2 separate regions of the Homo sapiens genome follow, and region 2 is linked to region 1. Evidence: chromatin contacts called from ENCODE Hi-C data. All regions are on one chromosome and are shown on one strand. The core of a region is the stretch at or near the end of the contact, and the rest is flanking DNA. Distances in the headings are between cores, read along the strand shown. Region 1 holds the start of FRRS1 (ferric chelate reductase 1). Region 2 has its middle 56 kb from the start of LINC01307.

Region 1 (3,005 bases), core at 261-2,760:
AGAGTACACTTCACCAAAAAAATCAACATACTGGCTAACTAAATGACGAACTAAAACTCACTTCTCCAACCTAACAAAACCATCTCTTAAAAGGTCTTTGTTTTCAATAAGCTGATAGATCAAATTAAGCCCCCAACTTCAGTTCTATCCCAGTATAATACTCAAATCTTACCACTTTTTTAAAAATACAGAAGTGGCTGGGCGCGGTGGCTCACGCCTGTAATCCCAGCACTTTGGGAGGCCGAGGCAGGCAGATGACCTGACGCTGGGAGTTCGAAACCAGACTGACCAACATGGAGAAACCCCGTTTCTACTAAAAATACAAAATTAGCCGGGTGTGGTGGTGCCTGCCTGTAATCCCAGCTACTCAGGAGGCTGAGGCAGGAGAATTGCTTGAACCCGGGAGGCAGAGGTTGCAGTGAGCCGAAATCCCGCCGTTGCACTCCAGCCTGGGCCACAAGAGCAACACTCCGTCTCGAAAATAATAAATAAATAGGCCAGACGCGGTGGCTCAAGCCTGTAATCCCAGCACTTTGGGAGGCGGAGGCGGGCATATCACGAGGTCAGGAGATAGAGACCATCCTTGCCAACACAGTGAAACCCCGTCTCTACTAAAAATACAAAAAATTAGCCGGGCGTGGTGGCGGGCGCCTGTAATCCCAGCAGTATACTCAGGAGGCTGAAGCAGAAGAATCGCTTGAACCCGGGAGGCGGAGCTTGCAGTGAGCCGAGATCGCGCCACTGCACTCCAGCCTGGCGGACAGAGCGAGACTCCGTCTCAAAAATAAATGAATAAATAAATAAATAAAAATAAAAAATAAAAATACAGAAGCAAATGAAAATATCTGAACTGAAAAGTTTAGCTATGTTAAGAAATATTCCTAATAACACATTTACAATTTGAAAAATCCCCTTTACCCTTTAGGGCAGTATGACAAGCACACACAAAAATAAGTGCAGTGATAACACCTTGCCACCCTGGAGTCTTTCTGAAATTTTAACGACACACCAGGGCTAGGGAGTGGGAGGGTAAGGGGACTAAAAGTTCTAGATAAAAAGCCACTTTAAAAACCAAATAAGGTTCTAAGTGACCCTGATATAGGTAACCATGCCACTAGCTTTAAATATAAAAAAAGAGTTCCTACAGTTTTAAATTTAAAATTAAAAACAAAAAAAAAACTCCTGCAAGAATAAAGTCAATGATTTTCAGGATCCCAAACACGTCTCTACTTATAACCACCCATATCTTGGAATTAAAGCTTGTTAGTCAAAGTCACAGGACATATTAACCTAACTCGTTAGTGAACACTCATTAGCTCAATTCAAGCTCCAGAACATAGTTTCGGAATACAGCACCCGTTCTGCCTGGCCGACTGCCCTGGTCAGCACAGGCACTCGCTCTCCAGTCTGTCGCTAAGCTGGATTTGATTTTTAACGCTTTACAAAGAGCTTTGACATTAAGGAAAAAGACGTGACACTTACCTTGAGAAGCGAAGGCAGCCTAACCAACTTCCGGTTTTGTTACAACTTGTATCACATTTCAGCAGCTGGGTGGAGCCAGTTAAGCCTTGAGCCAAAAGGGAACCTTTCCCAAACTAAGCTGCAGAACTTGATTTGCAAGACCAGTGCTAGTTTTAGGACTCCATTTCTGAAAACTTAGAATTCTGTTTTACACTAAGGAACAGTGTTTGCCAACTAGTACCTACTTCGCCACAAAAATTATAGTTTTTGTGTTTAATTGCAAAACTATTTGAAAATACCTGTTCTATAATAGTGCTAAGTAAAAGCAAATTAACTTTTAAAAAGTGGAAAAAGATCAGATTGCATAGAACCGAAACCTTTCTGCAGTGTGAATGATATAATGCAAAAGAAATCTTTTATTTTGCAAATTACCCCTGAAATTTAGGAGTTTTGTTTCTTTTTAAGCCTTTAATCTGTTTCACAAGACTCTTTTGCAAAAGAAAAATTTTAGGGCTAGGAAAAGACAATGTAATTGAATTTTTAACAATCTTTGTTTTTATTTTGTTTTTTGTTTTCCTGTTTTTTACTTTTTTTCTTCTCTTTAATGTAATTGAAAATATTAAACATTCCATTTCAGACCTTGAGTGACATTGTAATTGCCCAGTGGGTTCACCTTGCCCGCTGTCTAGACAGAGCCGATTTATCAAGACAGGGGAATCGCAATGGAGAAAGAGTAATTCACGCAGAGCTGGCTGTGCAGGAGACCGGAGTTTTTTGTTTTGTTTGTTTGTTTGTTTTGTTTTGTTTTGTTTTGAGACGGAGTCTCTGTCTGTGGCCCAGGCTGGAGTGCGGTGGCATGATCTCGGCTCACTGCAGCCTCCCCGTCCTAGGTTCAAGCGATTCTCCTGCCTCAGCCTCCCCAGTAGCTGGGACTACAGGCGCCCGCCACCACGCCCGGCTAATTTTTGTATTTTAGCAGAGACAGGGTTTCACCATGTTGGCCAGGCTAGTTTGGAACTCCTGACCTCAAGTGATTCCACCTGCCTCAGCCTCCCAAAGTGCTGAGATTACAGGCATAAGCCACCGCGCCCAGCCCGGAGTTCTATTATTACTCAACACAGTCTCCCCAGGATTCGGAGATCAGAATTTTTAAAGATAATTTGGCGGGTAGGGGCTTGGGAAGTGGGAGTGCTAATTGGTCAGATTGGAGATGGAATCATGGGGGGTCGACGTGAGGTTTTCTTGCTGTCTTCTGTTCCTGGGTGGGATGGCAGAACTGGGTGAGCCCAATTACCGGTCTGTGTGGCATCAGCTGATCCACCGAGTCCAGGCTCTGCAAAATATCTCAAGCACTGATCTTAGGTTTTACAATAGTGATGTTATCCCCAGGAGCAATTTGGGGAGGTTCAGACTCTTGGAGCCAGAGGCTGCATGACCCCTAAACCATAATTTCTAATCTTGTAGCTAATTTGTTGGTCCTGCAAAGGCAGACTGGTCCCCAGGCAAGAAGGGGGTCTATTCAGGAAAGGGCTACTACCAATTTT
Region 2 (3,005 bases), core at 189-2,688, 1.6 Mb after region 1:
TTGGAATTTTGTATGTCATTGCTACAAAGAGGCTGTTTTAAGATCTCCGTTTTCATGTTAATATTGGTCAGTTGTGTCTAAACTCTAAAAGCAGGAGAGTATAATGAGGCATGCCTGATTCTCATTTCCTGTCGTGACCTGAACTAGTTTTTCAGGTTAATTTGGAATCCCGTTGGCCAAGGAGGGGAGGGTCATTCAGTCAGATGGGGAGCTTAGAACTTTATTTTCGGTTAACATTCTCCCTCTTCTGGCCAAGATTTGCCAGAGGCAACATCAGTGATCAAACTTTTATTTTTGTCCCATAGCTGAACTCATGTCTTAATGATTACTTATATTAATCGCATGAGACTGGCCCTCTAGAAGCCCATTCTCTATCCCACTTAGAATGGGGCACCAACACTGCTTCTCTAGATTTCATAAGCAATGCTAGCTAGCTTCTGTGCCAAATTGCCAGTTGTTTCAAGTAATGGAAATAGTTAGTAGGTACGTTCTTGGGAATGGGGAGTCCCCTACGGGTTGGGGGTAGGGAGTGAGGCTGTCAGTTACATGAAGACAGGGCAGAGGACACAAGGATACAGGACATAACAGACACACAGGAAGTGAATGAATGCATTTAAGTGTTTGGTGGCCAAAGTAGGGCAAGGAGAGAACTAATGAGGGCAAATAGAAAAGAAATGGCTTCTGTTTCTGTATCTTGACTTGCTTCTCATCAGTTTGTAAATGGAGGTAGGTTGTAGAAAACACACACACACACACACACACACACACACACGAACACCAAGAGCAATGACTAAGAAGAAGGAGGGACAGAGTTTTGAGTTTGGAAGAGCATGCTGGGCACAGAATTTGAAGTAGTCAATCAATTAGCATTTCACATTTTGTAATTTAGAATCATACATACATATCTCCTGGTCTAACCCTCATAGAATATAGGATTTCTCCTGTATTAGTTTCCTATTGCTGCTAGAACAAATTACCACAACTTTTGTGGCTTGAAACAAGACAAATGTATCGTCTTACAGTTCTGGAAGTCAGAAGCTGAACATGGATCTTATAGACTAAAATCAAGGCATTAACAGAACTGCATTTCTTCTGGAAGCTCTTTGGGAGAATCTGTCTCTTTGCCTTTTTCAGCTTCCAGAGGCTGCTCTCAGGGCTTAGCTTGTGGCCCCCTTCCTCCATCTTCAAAGCAAATTACTCAATTTCTGCTTCTATCAGCCAATCTCCTACTCTGACTGGTTCTCTACTTCCTTCCCTTATACAGACCTCTTATATGGGCCCGCTCAAATAATCCAGGATAATCTCCCATCTCAAGATTCCTACCCTAATCATATCTGCAAAGTCCATTTTTTACATTTAAAGCAATGCATTTACATTTCTTGGTGTTTAAGACACAGACATATTTGGGGAGCCATAACTCATTCTGTCACACTTCCCTAAATCACCCTTTCCTGATGGTTAGGTGCACACCTCTTCCTGAGTACATTCTGAGGCAGCCCATTTCAATGTAAATGTTATCTGACTTTCTTTTGCTAGTTAAATGAATGACTGAGTGAGTAGAGGAAGCCACACGCTCTTTCTCTTTCTCTTTCTCTTCACTCATGGGTTGAAAGCGACCAGTAAGAAGTCAGACAAGAATAATTAGGAAAGTTTGCTAGGGTTTTTGTCATTACCTTGAGTCTTGACAGGCAGATCTCCAAGAGAACAGTAGCTTGGCTACCTACCCCCTAGTCAAAAGGGCCATGCAGGAATACAAATATACTCTTTTAGCTTCTGATGAAAGAACTGGGCATCATTATCCCTAAGGACAACATTGATTAATTGTAATGTATGCATAACTGCTTAGCCTATGTACAAATTCTTCCACTGTCATTGCAGGGTACAATACCAACATTGCCTTGAGCCAGTTCAGATAAACACCAATAAGAAGTAATGTATTTCTTCATTTACTTACTGCGGAATCAGTGGGTAGCCTCTTTCAACCCAAGGCTATCCATTTTCAAAGGGGAAATGGTACAATAAATGGAGGATCCCCATGGCTCAGACAAAGACTGTGTTCTTCTTCTTGATTATTTTTGTTATAGAGTTATGACTATTCAAACAATTCTAGAAAGCTCTTTCCTGTTGGCAATATCTCCAGGTAGCTCTCTCATTAAGCCCATTCAGTTCAGTGCTCTGATGTGTAAGACATCATACAGTATAAAATTGTCCCATGCAAAATCTACTTTCCCCTAAATATGTATTGTTGACTTGGCTAAAAACTTCTCATCAGACAGTGAACAGTGAAAAATACTTTACTCTTGCCATCTGCCCAATAAACAGAATCACACAGTGTGCTCAACTCCTCTAAGTGATCATTTAAGGTGACTCCTGCTATTAACACATATAGCCGCTGGGCATACTGACTCCACCCCCTGTTCTTGCTGCTCTGGCTGTGGCACCCCCCTATACCCGCTTTAGTTTGATGGTCCTTTTATGCCCATTCTTCCCAGTTCCCAACATTTTATTAATCATTATGTTTTAAAAGAAATCAGTTTCATTGGGTTATTATTTACATACAAATGCATATATCAGTGTAAACATCACTGCAATTAAGATGCGGAATATTTCCATTCCTATAAAAAGTTCCCTCCTCCGCTTTTGCAATTAATTATTTGCTACCCTCCTGCCCCAAGAAGTCTTCTGTTACTATAGATTAGTTTCCCTTTTCTAGAATTTCATATAGATGGAATCATACAGTATATATTATTTTGTGTAGGCTTTTGTTTTAAAATTTAGCATCATGTTTTTGAAATTCATTCATATGGTATATATCAATCGTTTCTTCTCTTTTATTGCTTAGAAGTGTTCCATGGTATGCATTTAACACATTTTGTGTGTCTGTTCACTGGTTATTGCCTATTTAGGTTGTTTCTTGTTTTGGGCTGCAATGAATGAAGTTACTGTGAATATTTGTATACACAACCCTATGGATATATCGTTTCATTTTTAATTTTTTTGAGTAA

What was found. A loop is a pair of places that touch in the nucleus more often than their neighbours do. Pooled maps may share reads with other maps.
Region 2: a pooled map shows a loop between it and region 1 (2.8-fold over the local background). The contact joins the enhancer-like site here to the promoter of FRRS1 in region 1. A Hi-C loop is called at or near these places in 2 of 50 pooled maps.

The regions. Positions count from the first base shown.
Region 1 is chr1:99,765,125-99,768,129 of GRCh38, forward strand. It overlaps FRRS1 (ferric chelate reductase 1), which reads right to left and starts at 1,511. Exons shown (of 17, transcript NM_001361041.2): 1 at 1,483-1,511.
Region 2 is chr1:101,378,618-101,381,622 of GRCh38, forward strand. No RefSeq gene overlaps it. Among named protein-coding and RNA genes, the nearest start is that of LINC01307, 56 kb to the left of the region's middle. Within about 2 kb of position 1,439, at least 2 of the 41 ENCODE cell types and tissues checked have a DNase peak (open chromatin) inside an H3K27ac peak, as active enhancers do.